2 separate regions of the Homo sapiens genome follow, and region 2 is linked to region 1. The links are chromatin contacts, found by Hi-C or POLR2A ChIA-PET in ENCODE. All regions are on one chromosome and are shown on one strand. The core of a region is the stretch at or near the end of the contact, and the rest is flanking DNA. Distances in the headings are between cores, read along the strand shown. Region 1 has its middle 47 kb from the start of LINC01503. Region 2 overlaps LINC01503 (long intergenic non-protein coding RNA 1503).

What was found. A loop is a pair of places that touch in the nucleus more often than their neighbours do. ChIA-PET counts read pairs that join two places held with the same protein, here RNA polymerase II (POLR2A). Pooled maps may share reads with other maps.
Region 2: a map of naive thymus-derived CD4-positive, alpha-beta T cell shows a loop between it and region 1 (3-fold over the local background). The contact joins two enhancer-like sites. A Hi-C loop is called at or near these places in 10 of 168 maps with a recorded cell type or tissue (CD14-positive monocyte, CD8-positive, alpha-beta T cell, PC-9 and 6 more), 3 of 37 single-sample maps with no recorded cell type and 20 of 50 pooled maps. POLR2A ChIA-PET finds 5 or more read pairs at or near these places in 13 of 52 experiments (CD4-positive, alpha-beta T cell, H1, HepG2 and 8 more).

The regions. Positions count from the first base shown.
Region 1 is chr9:129,380,477-129,387,659 of GRCh38, forward strand. No RefSeq gene overlaps it. Among named protein-coding and RNA genes, the nearest start is that of LINC01503, 47 kb to the left of the region's middle. RefSeq lists silencers at 2,981-3,200, 3,351-3,470. Within about 2 kb of position 3,220, at least 34 of the 41 ENCODE cell types and tissues checked have a DNase peak (open chromatin) inside an H3K27ac peak, as active enhancers do.
Region 2 is chr9:129,337,862-129,345,044 of GRCh38, forward strand. It overlaps LINC01503 (long intergenic non-protein coding RNA 1503), which reads left to right. Exons shown (of 4, transcript NR_120686.1): 2 at 931-1,056; 3 at 3,971-4,182. Among named protein-coding and RNA genes, the nearest start is that of LINC01503, 4.5 kb to the left of the region's middle. Within about 2 kb of position 3,972, at least 5 of the 41 ENCODE cell types and tissues checked have a DNase peak (open chromatin) inside an H3K27ac peak, as active enhancers do.

The sequences.
Region 1 (7,183 bases), core at 1,970-4,469:
CTGGGCCAGGCATGGTGGCTCACACCTGTAATCCCAGCACTTTGGGAGGCTGAGGTGAGCAGATCACTGGAGGTCAGGAGTTTGAGACCAGCCTGGCCAACATGGTGAAACCCCATCTCTACTAAAAATACAAAAATTAGCTGGGCATGGTGGTGGGTGCCTGTAGTCCCAGCTACTCGGGAGGCCGAGGCAGGAGAATCACTTGAATCAGGGAGGTGGAGGTTGCAGTGAGCCGAGATTGCACAACTGCACTCCAGCCTGGGTGACAGAGTGAGACTCTGTCTCGAAAAAAACAACAACAAAAACAAAACAAAACAAAACAAAAAACCAAACATTTCTGAATAATTTTTTATTATTTGTAGAGATGGGGTTTCACCCTGTTGCCCAGGTTGGTCTCAAACTCCTGGGCTCAACTGATCCTCTGGCCTCGACCTCCCAAAGTACTGGGATGACAGGCATTGAGCCACCTCATCTGGTCCCTTTCTGCTTTCTGCATTCTCCAATCCCAGTCCCTGCCCCTCCCACCTCCAGCAACAGTCCCCACAAAAGACTCCAGCTCCACCTGACATACCAGCCACATACCATGGCTATGCTCAAGCTCCTGGAGCCTGCATCTGCCTGGAGGAGGCGTCAAGCATGCAATCTTGTCTGGATGCCTGCCTCTCTCAGTCTCCTCATCTGTAAAATGGGGTTAAGAGCCCTGTGCTCACAGCACTGCTTTGTCAAAAGGATGCACACGAAGGGCTTGGGCCAGCACCTGGCACAGAGCGAGCGCTCAAGAAATGCTACTGCCGGGACACTAGTGACGGCGGTGATGATGGCGATGACCCTCCTCTGGTGGTGGCAAATGAGGGTGATGAGGCTCAGCCTTGCTGCGTCCAGGGGACTTCAGGAGGGGCTGGGAAAGCCCCTGGGGGAGCCAGAAGATCAACCCCTTCTCTGGGCCATTGTGTTTCTGGATAATGGGTGGAGGTGGGAAACGAGAAAGGTGCAGGCGCTTGAAGAGCAAAGGCTCCTCCTAGAGCCGCTTCTCCAGCCTGCTGCAGCCAGGCCTGGGTTCCCCATGGCAGCTCCCCCTGCCCTCTCCACGCCAGTCCTGTGTGAGGCATGCACTTGAAATCAAACCCAAATTCCCCTCTGCAGCCTGCATGCCCCTCCTGGCCTCTGCTCCTCTGCTCAGCCACACAGCACGTTCTGTCCCTCAGGGCCTTTGCATAGGCCTGGGGTACTCTGTCCCCGGGCTCCCTCCTCCGGGAGGGCCTTACTCCCCATGCGCTCCCATCTGTTTACCTGGCTCTTCGTGTCTTCCGCATGTGGCTGAGCTCCCAGCGCAGTGGAAGGCTCTCAGTAAAGATCTGTGGGATGGTAGGGGCGGAAGGGCGGTGGCCCTCTCTCTGGCTCCCCGGATTCCAGTCCTCACAGCCCATTAGTAAGCACCTACTGTGTGCCAGGGCCCAGCCCAAACTAGCCAGTGGGGTGACCTTGGGCAGGTGGCACCACCTCTCAGACCCCTAGTCTGTCCATCTTTAGCATTAAAGGAGGCACAAGTCCCCGAGGGCTCCCCACTTTGGTTTTTTTTTTTGTCTTTTTTTTTTTTTTTTTTTTTGAGATGGAGTCTTTCTCTGTTGCCCAGGCTGGAATGCGGTGGTGCGATCTCGGCTCACTGCAGCCTCTGCCTCCTGGGTTCAAGGAATTCTCCTGCCTCAGCTTCCTAAATAGCTGAGATTACAGGTGTGTGCCACCACACCCAGCTAATTTTTGTATTTTCAGTAGAGACAGGGTTTCACCATGTTGGTTAGGTTGGTTTCAAACTCCTGACCTCAAGAGATCCACCTGCTTTGGCCTCCCAAGTGCTGGGGTTGCAGGCGTGAGCCATGGCGCCCGGCCCCTATTTTGATTTTGATGGTGGGTCTAGGCTTTCTGCAACTGGGCAGTCTGCAGAGCTCTGTGGGGCCTCTGGGGTCTGCAGCTTCCTGGGCACCCCCCAGACTCCCATGTGGCTGCCTTTGCTGAGAGCACCCTCCCTGCTTCTCCTGGTGCCTCCAGGGGACACCCCCTGGCTCAGGCCTCCTTCAGAGCTGTCCTCACACCCCATTTTGATTGTTTACCCCTCTGTCTCCCACTGGGCTATGACTGGGACAAGGCATTTTCTTTTTGCATCCTAGCTTAGTTGGGGACACCCTGTGTGGCCAAGTGTCCCCAGGCTCACCCAGCTGAAACAAGATCTGGGAAGGGTCTGGCAACCCTCCCACCAATAGCTTCCCAATGGGAAGAAGCCACACCCTTCTGTGTCTGTTGAGAAGCTTTGGGGCTGTTTACTGCCCACCAAGCTCTCGAAACTGTGGCTCTCGAAACCCAGAGGGAAGGGGAGCCTTATCACTAGTCATGGCTTCTGCTTGATATCTGTCCAAAAGGCCTGACTTCATCAGCCAACAGGCATCCCAGCCTTTTCTGTTAAGTTGGGGTCTGTTTCCACACTGAGAGTCCCTGGGGGGCCTCTGGAGTGGGGATGCAGGCATGGCAGAGCACTAGGTGGGCACCCAGCTTCTCAGACCTCTCTCTTTTCCCACCCAAGCTCCAGGGGCAGAAAACAACCCACACCTGCCAGAAACCTGACCAGGCTGCAGAGCTGGAAAAGCTGGTTTAGTGCAGGGAGGGTGGGGGCAGGGAGGCGGGCAGGGTGAGCCCTTCTGAGGCTGCCAGGCGCTGCTCACATCAGCCGACTGGCCGTTGGCCTCTCAGGACTGTCACTTGGAAGTTCCTTCTCCAAGAGATGGCTATTGCCAAAGTCATCTGTGCAGTGACCACTGCAGGGCCTGGGCGCTCCCGGGAGCCGCAGCGCAGGGACAGTCCGTGCAGACGGGTGGCGGGGGAGGCGGGGGAGGGCAAAGGCCTCCACTCTGCAGGTAGCCCGGGCCTGGTGGGCGAAAGGACTCAAACGCCAGAGCTCTCTGACCCTCGGCCGCCAGGGTTCAAGGCTGGGCCCAGCCGCGCTTTGCCGGGGTCCAGGGCGTGAAGGATCGTGGGGGACCCGATGGATCCTGGGGCGCCCGCTGGGGGCCTCGCGCGGGGACCTCCCGGCTGCTTGAGAGGCGGAGGCAGCAAGAAGCAGGAAAAGGAACTGGGGGGACGCGAGCGAGTGGCAGGCCCTCCTCGGTGGCCGCCGAGCGCGCGCCCAGCTTGGGGAACGCGCTGCCTGCGCACCCGGGCGCGCCCGGGAAGGCCGGCTCGCTGGCACCGCGTCAGTTTCCGAGCTGTCTGTGCATGTCTATTTCTTTCACTAGAGGTTGCTCACTTTCACTTCTTGGTTCCTTTCGCCTCCTCTGACGGCTCCGGGAGCGTCTGTGCGCGCGCGTGTGTGCGTGCCCGTGTGCCCGCGCGCGACCGGCGACCCCGCCCCGCGCCCCTGTCCCTAAAGGGAAGGGCGTCCCGCCGGGCGTCGCGGGGCCTAAATGAACATGGGAACCTGCGCTGGGGAAGGCCCGCCAGGCCCTGCTGGCCCAGGAGGCCCGGATTACAGCCCAGTCTGCGTCGCTGCGGGCAGAAGACCGCGTTCATTACCGGTGCCCCTCGTCCCCACCCACTTCTCTCTCTTTCTGGGTCTCCAGACAACCTTCCCGGAAGCTGCAGCTACTTCTTCTGACTTGGACTGGGGGTAGGGTAGGGTAGGGGGCGCTTTCTGCCACCCCTTTCCCCCATCCCAAGGAAACCGAGGCCAGTATGGACGGGGCCTTGCTCCACTGAACAGGAAGCGACACCCTGAAACTTTTGCTTGAGCAAGTGAGGTTTGGATGGGACCGAGAGGGACCTCCGCAGCTTCTCCCCTCCTCCCCACCCACTCCTTACAGTTCTTTTACACACCCTGTTCCTGGGCCCTACCTCAGGGCCTTTGCACGAGCTCTGGGCTCCAACAGGCCAGAGACCTCTATTCCTCACTAATTGACCTTAGGCAAATTCCTTAACCTCTCTGAGCATCCATTTTCTTGGCTGTAAGATGGGCTCAGAATAAGATGTTTGAGGGTTCAAGGTGATGACCAATACAGAGCACAGGACCAGGCACTTAGGGCAGAGCAAAGGACATGCGTTGGGCCAGGGCAGTTGTGGGGATTATACAGACGCTTCCCTCGCCTGGGGTCCCTCCACTCTCTCCAGGGAGCCTCTTCACCTTCCACCCACCCGCAGTCCTCAATGGCTGACTTTCACTTGGTACGATTCCCTGCCCCAATCCCTGCTGTGAGGACCATCCGGTGGAAATAGAAAGAGGGCCAGGTCTGAAGGCTGGAGAGCTGGGTTCAAATTCTGGCCAGTTCTGTCTGGCTGTGTGATTATGTGCAAGTTGCTAGGCCTCTCTGTGCCTGAACTTTTTTCTCTGTGAAACTGAGGCAGAAGGCTGCCTGGCCTGCATCTCAGGGCCCTCAGAGGATGAAGCAGAGCGCGGTGGGATGTCATTCCAAGCAGTGAAAAGCCTCAGACAGAAGCATGTCGCCACTGTCATTTACACCCGTCCTTGCAGCATGGATTCAGGCTTGAGGAATCAGCTTGTCAACCCCATCAGAGAGGTCCCTGCCTCCTGTGCTAATGGGAGGTGGCTGGAAGGCCACTTCCAAGAAATTTGCAGCTTGATGGGCTCTACCACTCACATGTAGCCTTGGACATCAGTTCCAACAAGGAGGGTACTTGAGGCACGGTGACAGCCCCAAAAGGGAGTGTCCTGGGAAAAGAAGCAATGTGTACTTCTCCAATGAGTAAGGCCTTGGCCAGGGACCATGGTGCGACCTTCCTCAACCCTGCCACCCGGCACCGACATTGACTCTCCCTCACCCCACATACTCCCTCCTGGGCACCAGCCCCCGAAAGGACCCAATGTAGTGGCTCCATCCAGATCTCCCATGCCCCTGTATCAAAGCTGCCATCTTTCCCCCAAGTTCACTGCTCCTCAGTTACTGACGCCATCACCCACCCGATTCTTCAAGCCGCAGGCTCATGGTCCACTGGTTTTCTCAAGACAGAAGCACTGACATTGATTTTGCTATATGCGTACTGTAAAACCACAGACGATATAAAACATGTGCATTGGAGAATGAAAGTTCCCTCATTATATGCCCTCCTGAAATCGCCACATTTCACAGTTTGGTGAATTCCTGTATCAGTTTAAACTCTGTGTTACAACAGACAGAAAATCCAACCAAGATAGGAAATAATGGGCTCATGTAAGGAAATGATGCAGAGGTGATAGTGGGTTTCAGGCATGGTTTGATCCAGAGGCTCATGATGCTGTTGGGGCTCTGTCTTGGCTTCTCTGCAGTTCCCGTCCCTTTGCCTTCCTAACAGTATCAGCTGGGCCCATTCAGGGTGGTGCAGTGACTGCTGGGGTCCCAGAGAGTCTGTCCTCAACACTGCACCATCAGGCACAAGATGGATTCATTTGCTCCTGAGGATAAGTGAGGAAATCTGTTTCTCAGAGGTGCGCTCATCCACTCTGGGGAGGGTCAGAGAAGACTTCCTGGAAGAGGCAAGGCCTAACCTGAGTTGGTGTCTCCTCCTTTACATATGCAAAAGCAAAGTCCCCTTTCACCTTTATGAAACTTGGAGCTCAGAAGTGTTAAGCGATGGGGTTGAAGAGGCTGAAGTGACCGTAGGGCCGTGTGCATGAAAGTCAAAGGCAGATGGGGCTAGGCTGGAGCACCAGGCTGTGTGGCCTCAGGAAAGCAGGACCTGTGGAACAAAGGCACACGAGCCTCCGGATTTATTAGGAGGGATAGGCCCAGCCCCCAAATGCACTCCAGGATTTGTTTATATTATTGTTATTGGAGGCTTTGTCATTATTGCCACTTCAATAGAGCCCTCGGCACAGTGCCAGGCACCCAGCAGGCACTTAGGATGTAACAGCTGGGATCCTGGCCAGGCGTGGTGTCTCACATCTGTAATCCCAGAACTTTGGGAAGCCAAGGCGGGTGGATCACCTGAGGTCAGGAGTTCGAGACCAGCCTGGCCAACATGGCAAAACCCCTTCTCTACCAAAAATATAAAAATTAGCCAGACGTGGTGGCAGATGCCTGTAATCCCAGCTACTCGGGAGGCTGAGGCAGGAGAATCACTTGAACCTGGGAGGAAGAGGTTGCAGTGAGCTGAGATTGCGCCATTGCACTTCAGCCTCGGCGACAAAAGTGGAACTCCGTCAAAAAAAAAAAAAAAAGCTGGGATCCTGATTTTCATCCCCAGCTCCCTGGGGCAGAGCAGGCTGTGGCTGGGCCCACCTGAAACCCACCCCTCCGGAGGAATGACAACCTTCACCATTAATGAGCAGACAAAATGTGCCATGGGACAGGCTCAGGCAGAGCCAGTCTCCCTGGCAGCGTCCTTCCTGCACATCCCCTCACTCTCCACCCCCACCTCCCAGAGGGAGGGGGATTTCCAGGCTGGGGTAAGTCCTCCTGCTCCCTCCATCCATCTGATCCTGGCTATGCGTCTGGCTGTCCGGCCATCCTTCTTCTTCCCTGGCAGACAAGCCATTAAGCACCGGTCCCCCAAAGCACCGGCCTGCAGCCTCAGCACCAAGTGCATTTGCTGCCATTAGCAAGAAGCCCCGGCCAGGCTAGTCTGGTTTAATGCACAGCCCACTTCATCCCTACTCCCTGGGGACTGCTTGTCAAAACTCCATCCATTGAGGAATAACAGAGCCTGAGAAGAAAAGATGGGGGCTCCAGGACCCAACATGGACAGTCGTGTAGGTTGCTCACTGCACAAGTGGAGCTGCAATGCAGCCAGTCCTCCACTTGCCAGGCTGAGGGCCCTGGCACAGGCTGCATTCTGCACATGAGGCGGTGCCCTTTTCTAATCCCTTCCAAGGTGCTATAGGGGAAGCACCATGGCCTATGGGGTTGTGGGAAGAAACTACCTGAGAACTCGCGGCACCACATCTGTTTTTTTTTTTTTTTTGAGACAGAGTCTTGCTCTGTCAGCCAGGCTGGAATGCAATGGCACGATCTCAGCTCACTGCAACATCCGCCTCCCAGGTTCAAGCGATTCTCATGCCTCAGCCTCCCAAGTAGCTGGGATTATAGGCGTGCACCACCACACCTGACTAATTTTGTATTTTTAGTAAAGATGGAGTTTCACCATGTTGTCCAGGCTGGTCTCAAACTCCTGACCTCAGGTGATCCACCCGCCTCGGCCTCCCAAA
Region 2 (7,183 bases), core at 2,722-5,221, 42 kb before region 1:
AGCAGACCACTCAGACCCACCGGAGACCCAGAGTTACACACTGCTGTGTCCGTGTGTGCGCGCCTGTGTCCGTGTGTGCTTGGGTGTGTCGTGTCATTGTGAGTGTGCTGGTGTGTGTGCACCAGTGGGAGTAGGGGAGTGTATATTAGTGCATGTGTGAGTTTCAGTGTGTATGTGTTAGTGTGTTACGGGAAAGGGGTCCTGATCCAGACCCCAAGAGAGGGTTCTTGGATCTCGCGCAAGAAATAATTCAGGATGAGTCCACAGTGAAAAGCAAAAGCAAGTTTATTAAGAAAGTACAAGGGATTGGGCGCGGTGGCTCGCACCTGTAATCCCAGCACTCTAGGAGGCCGAGGAGGGCAGATCAACTGAGGTCAGGAGTTTGAGACCAGCCTGGCCAACATATAGTGAAACCCTGTCTCTACTAAAAATACAAAAAAAAAAAAAAAAAAAAATTAGCTGGGTGTAGTGGCATATGCTTGTAGTCTCAGCTACTTGGGAAGCTGAGGCAGGAGAATCGCTTGAACCTGGGAGGCGGAGGTTGCAGTGAGCTGAGATCACGCTACTCCAGCCTGGGCAGAGCAAGACTCCATCTCAAAAAAAAAAAAAAAAAAAAAAAAGGGATAGCGGTAAAAAGACAGCTACTCCGTAGACAGAGTAGGATGTTCCTGAAAGTAAGAGGAGGAGCGAGGAACGCATCCACCCTAGGTACAATGCTTGTATATATGGGGAGATTTGCTCTGCTACAAGGGTTTGTGATAAAGGATTAATTTTCTTAATTACTATATTTTGCAAGAATCGATATTATTATCTTTAAAGCAAAATTAGGAATGCCTTTGTTCTTCAGATATGGCGATATCTGGACACTCCTAAGTCCGGGTCTGTTTTAGTAAACATTATTAATTTGTTCCCTTAACCATAAACCTCTAGGGGCTCGGAATACCCACCTTTCTGGTAATGCAGCCCAGCGGGTCCCAGCCTCGTTTTCCAGCCCTCACTCAAAATGGAGTCGCTCTGGTTCGAACGCCTCTGACAAGTGTGTACCTACGTGTCAGGGTGAGTATGGGGCTGTATGTACACACGTGTCACTGTGTACACGTGTCGGTGCGCATGTATGAATGTGTGTTGTCCTTGGCTGGCAGGCAGCTGGAGTGTGAATTTCCCTGAGGGTTTCCACTTCCCTGTGGTTCAGGCTGGGGCCGTCCCCGCTCTCCTGGCCCCAGAGCTGCCCCACTAGGCAGGGAAAGCCTCTGGAATGAGGGAACAGGATATGGCTCCATGAGGCCCCCACAAGCCAGAGGCACCCCTGAGCTTTGCATAGATGGGAAGGACTTGGATTGCTGGGGCCGGGCTGGAGCCTGGGAATCCTGAGCCGGAAGTGAGGGGTGCACACAGCTGTCTAGAGAAGCCCTCTGCGTGTGCGTGTGTGTGTCCCTCCAGATCTGTGCATGTTGAGTCACTCGGGGAAGTGGCTCTCCTCATGTAAATGTCTTCAGGATGAAGGGAGGTCCTTCTGGTGTCTGGACTTGAGCTTCTCTGGGGGCAGAACCTGGGCTCTGGGGGCTGCTATTTGGGAATCACCCTCCTTGCCGCCCCCTGGGCCAGTGCCCTGAGGACACTGGAGGGGTCCTTGAGCCCTAGTGGGGGGTAGGGTGTGTGTGTGTGTGTGAGAGAGAGCCAGAGAGAGTGTCTGTGAGCAGGGGTGTATGTAAATGTGTGTGAGGATGTGTATATGTGCATTGGTGTGAGTTGTGTGTGTGAGGTTGTGTTGGGGTGAGGGTGTGGGCGTGTGAGTTGGTGTGAGGGTGTGTGAGTTGGTGTGTGTGAGTTGTGAGGTTGCGTTGGGAGTGAGGGTGTGTGCATGTGAGTTGGTGTGTGAGTTGTGTATATGTGAGGTTGTGTTGGGTGGGGGCAAGGGTGTGTGCATGGGTCTGTGAGTTGTGTATGAGGGAGGATGTGTGCATGGGAGTTGGTGTGTGTGAGGGTGTGTGAGGGTGTGTGTGAAAGTGTGTGGGTGTGAGTTGGTGTGTGTGTTGTATATGTGTGAGGTTGTGTTGGGGTGAGGGTGTGTGTGTGAGTTGGTGTGTGAGTTGTGTATGTGTAAGGGTGTGAGTGTGAGTTGGTGTGTATTTGAGTTAGTGTGTGTTGGTGTGCATGCGAGTTGGTGTGTGTGAGTTGGTGTGTGTTAGTGTGAGTTGTATATGTGTGAGTTGGTGTGTGTGTTGGTATGAGTTGTGTATGTGAGTTGGTGTGTGTTAGTGTGAGTTGTGTATGTGTGAGTTGGTGTGTTGGTGTGAGTGACTTGTGTATGTGTGAGTTGGTATGCGTGTGAGTTGGTGTGTATGTGAGATGTGTGAGTTGGTGTGTATGCGAGTTGATGTGAGTTGTGTATGTGTGAGTTGGTGTGTATGAGTTGGTGTGTGAGTTGTGTATGTGTGAGTTGGTGTGTATGAGTTGGTGTGTGAGTTGTGTATGTGAGTTGGTATGAGTTGGTGTGAGTTGTGTATGTGTGAGTTGGTGTGTATGTGAGTTGGTGTGTAAGTGACTTGTGTATGTGTGTGTATTGGTGTACATGTGAGTTGAGTTGGTGTGTGAGTTGGCATGTGAGTTGGTGTGAATTATGTATGAGTTGGTGTGTGAATTGTGTATGTGTGAGTTGGTGTGTGAATTGTGTATGTGTGAGTTGGTGTGCATGTGAGTTGGTGTGTGAGTTCGTGTGTGAGTTGGCATGTGAGTTGGCACATATGTGAGTTGGTGTGTGAGTTGTGTATGTGTGAGCGCATATGAGTTGTGTGAGTTGGCATGTGAGTTGGTGTGAGTTATGTATGTGTGAGTTGGTGTGTGAGTTGTGTATGTGTGAGTTGGTGTGCATGTGAGTTGGTGTGTGTGTGAGTCCGTGTGTGAGTTGGCATGTGAGTTGGCACATATGTGAGTTGGTGTGTGAGTTGTGTATGTGTGTGTTGATGTGTATGTGAGTTGCTGTGCGTGTGAGTTGTGTGCGTGTGAGTTGGTGTGTGAGTTGTGTATGTGTGAATTGGTGTGTGTGTGAGTTGTGTGTGTGTGAGGGAGGGTGTGTTTGTGGACAGATGTGTGTGCGCCTGGATGTGCCGGACCGGTTGGGAGGGGCGGATGGACCGAGGCTCCGCGACAGGCATTTCCGAGCTCCCCTGGCAGATCTGGCTTAGGAGGAGCTGCAGGGACCAGCGCTGAGGGCCCTTCTGGCTGCCCTGGTCCGGGCCTTGGTGTCTTCCTGGTCTCATCTCTCTCTAGTCTCTGCAGTCCCCTGGGCTCTCCAGTCCCACAGGGGGCTCTCCCTTGGAAACCCGTGGGGAATGTCACCCGTGGGGAATGTCTCTGCCCACCCAAGCCTCCCCGGGGAACGGCAGACAGGATGGCCCCTCAGGCCGGCACCTCCCAGAACTCACGTCCCCACAGTGGCCCTGGGGTCCCCTCTGGCCTCACGCCCGCTCCTCTTCCTCTCTTTCAAGATTTGCCGGGTGCTGGGCCCCAGAAGCCAGCCCTCCTGACGTGTGGCGGCCGTCCTCACCGCTCCCTCCTTCCCTGCAGCATTCCCCAGCCCCCGGCCCACCCTCCTCCCACCCGCTTCCTGACCCAGGCTCCCGGGCCTTCCCCTCGTGGCCACCTAGCTGTGTGCTTTGTTTGGCTGCTGTCACCCCCAGGAAGGTGATCCCCGTGAGAACTCAAATAGCAGATGCTCATCTGGGACCCCCGCCTCCAGCCCCAGGGGAGGTTTCCTGGTCCTCACTGTGGCCGGGGCATGGCTCCTTCACCCCGGGGCTCACCCTCGGTGTCCGTGAAGTCCAGCCGACGGTGACCCTAAGTCCTCCCTCCACTCGCCTATGTTTGGGGATAGCCCATCCTTCCTGCAGGCCTTTGTCTTGGTGTCACCCTGCCTGAGCTGGCCCCAACCACAGTAGCAACAGTGATGCTGATGTGTGACTGCTGCCAGGAGCCTGCTCACATGACCGTGTGGAGAAAGTTCTTTCCCTGAGGACCATCTGGAGTGGACGCGTGCACTACCCCTCTCTGAATACACCCTCCCCACGAGGCCCTCTGGAGCATCCTGTAGAGCCAGCCCCTACCCAGAGACCCTGAGCCCAGAGAATGCGCTGGGTGGTGAGCCTGGGGACGAATGCAGAGCCCTAGGTCTCCTCTCCAGAAGTAAGTATGGGGTTTGTGTAAATTGCTTGGTCAGGAGGGCGGGACCTGGGGTCTTCACTAGGCTTCCCAAAAACTGGGTTGAGCACATAGTAGGTGCTCACTAAATAACTGTTGAAATAGATAAGCAAGGAGGCTGGGCGAGGTGGCTCACATCTGTAATCCCAGCACTCTGGGAGGCTGAGGCGGGCAGAGCACCTGAGGTCAGGAGTTCAGGACCAGCCTGGCCAACAGGTTTAGTGATGAAACCCCGTCTCTACTAAAAAAAAAAAAACCAAAAATTAGCTGGGCGCAGTGATGCACGCCTGTAACCCCAGCTGCTCAGGAGGCTGAGGCAGGAGAATCGCTTGAACTTGGGAGGCGGAGGTTGCGGTGAGCCAAAATCGTGACACTGCACTCCAGCTTGGGGGCAACAGAGCAAGACTTGTCTCAAAAAAAAAAATATATATATATATATGTATATGTGTATATATACACACACACACACATATATATATATGCAAGGGGATGGAAGGATGGACACAGGCATGGGTTTGGGCCACACAGTCTTGCTGGGCCTCCTGCCCATGGCCCTCCTGGGGTCCGGAACCTGGCAGAGGCTGAGGTTCCGGAGAAGTTGGGCCCCCAGCCTGTTCACTGGGGCACAGGTCACGCTGTAGACGCAGCCCCACTAGCTTGTTTAGGGGTCGAGGACTCCTACAACATCCCCGGGAGGGGGGTGGCACTGGGACCCTTATTTCCTCCTGTGGAAGCAGAACCAGGTGACCCTCGCCCCCCGGCTGGCTGTGGTGCTGTGTGTCACCCGGCTGGGTCAGGCCCTGACACCGAGCAGGGTTCACTGTGGCTCTTGAAGACCTTGTTGTTGGGGCTGAAACGCATCTGCACCTCCACCTGGGTCCTCCGTCCCTCAGGGTGGGTGTTTATTCCCAAGCAAGGGGTCACCCAGAGAGCAGCCCAAAACCTCCCTTGAGTCCTGAGGAAGGGGCAGCCAGAGGCTGGGCTGGGAGGAGGCGTGGCAGGCGTTGGGAGCAGCTGCTCCAAGTGCAGTGACCATATTTTTCTGAGCTGAAAAATGAGGACACAGGATGTAGCTGAGGGCTTTCTCAGGTTGGTTCACTTAATGAAGGGGAAAAAACCTTCCAAAGGTATGAAAGTTAAAGCTTATTTAGTTATGTGGGGAATAGCTTGTTTTTGTGGAAGGAACCTGAGTTTCCAAAATCAGGGGTTTTCTGGAAAGGAATAATTCCATTTGGCTAATATTTGGGGGGCACCTGGACCAACCTTGTCTTTAGTGGGAAGCAAAGCAGGCATGATCCTGGCCTCACAGAGTGACGTAGGGAGACGGACAGTATTCCAATAATTTCATGGTTCAGAGGTCTTTTAGGAGGTAACTGATGAAGAGGGAGCGCAGGATGGGGTGGGGAAAGCACATTCCAGGCAGGGAACAGCATATGCAAAGGCCCTGTGGCTGGAGGGAGAGCTTCGCGTTTGAGGGACAGGAGGGCAGCCCCGAATGTGACGAGCGAGAGGGAGAGGAGGATGGAGATGTGGGCAGGGGTCAGTCTGGGCGGTGGCCAGCAGCCATGAGAGTGTGATGGGCTGTCTCTGGCAGGCAGTGGGGGAGCCATGGATGGTTGGACACAGGCGTGACCTGGTCATCCTGGTGGATGTTGATGGTGATGAGGAGAAGGATGGGGTTGAGAATCGTAGGAGGTACTGAGTTCTTACCGCGTGCCAAGCACCATTTCACAGATCGAAGTGAGGGCTGGGGAGGGGAAGTGACTTATCCAGGTCACACCACTGGCAAATGGCAGAAATGGGACTCAGACCGCATCTGTCTGGCCACACAGTCCGCACGCTCGTCCTGCATGTCCTGTACACACTGTACACAGAGCTGCCCTTTGTCTGGATGCGGAAGCCAAGGGACATGCAGACGACCCTGTCACCTGCCTCCCTGTGGTGCTGACTCCTCTCTGCTCTGAGTTCCAGGCTGGGTGGGGACTGCAGGTCACAGGATTGGCCGGAGCTGGAAAAGCCCAGCTCAGTTCCTGCTGAGGCCCAGCAGGGGAAGGAGAGGTTGCAACATCGGCGGAGGCTGAGGTTCCGGAGAAGTTGGGCCCCCAGCCTGTTCACTGGGGCACAGGTCACACTGCAGACGCAGCCCCACTAGCTTGTTTGGGGCTCGAGGACTCCCACAACATCCCCGGGAGGGGGGTGGCACCGGGACCCTCATTTCCTCCTGTGGAAGCAGAACCAGGTGACTGCACTGCTGTAGACCCACCAGCGGCATTGAAAAAACCCTCACCAGGCTGGGCGAGGTGGCTCATGACTGTAACTCCAGCACTTTGGGAGGCCAAGGCAGGCAGATCAATTGAGGTCAGGAGTTCAAGACCAGCCTGGTCAACAAGGTGAAATCCCATCTCTACCCAAAATACAAAAACTAGTCCGGTGTGGTGGTATGCACCCGTAATCCCACTACTCAGGAGGCTGAGGCAGGAGAATCGCTTGAACCCGGGAGGCGGAGGTTGCAGTGAACCGAGATTGCGCCACTGCACTGCAGCCTGGGCGACAGAGTAAGACTCTGTCTCAAAAAAAAAAAAAAAAAAAAAAGAAAGAAAAGAAAAAAGAAAAAGCCCTTATCCCCTCCTTAATCATTAGGGAAATGCAGATGAAAACCCGGATGAGACGTCACCTCCCACCCATTAGGATGGCTACTATCAGGAACCAGAAAGAACAAGGGCTGGTGGGGAGGAGGTGGAGAAATTGGAACTCTCAAGCATTGCTGGTAGGAATGAAAATGGTGCAGCCGCTGTGGAAAACAGCATGGCAGTTCCTCAAAAAAAGTAAAAATAGAATTACCATATGATCTAGCATTTCCACTTCTGGGTATGTACCCAAACGCGTTGAAAGCAAGGCCTCGAAGACATATTCATGCTCCCATCTTCATAGCAACATCACTCACAATAGCCAGAAGGTGGAAGCAACTCAAGTGTCCTTGAATGCA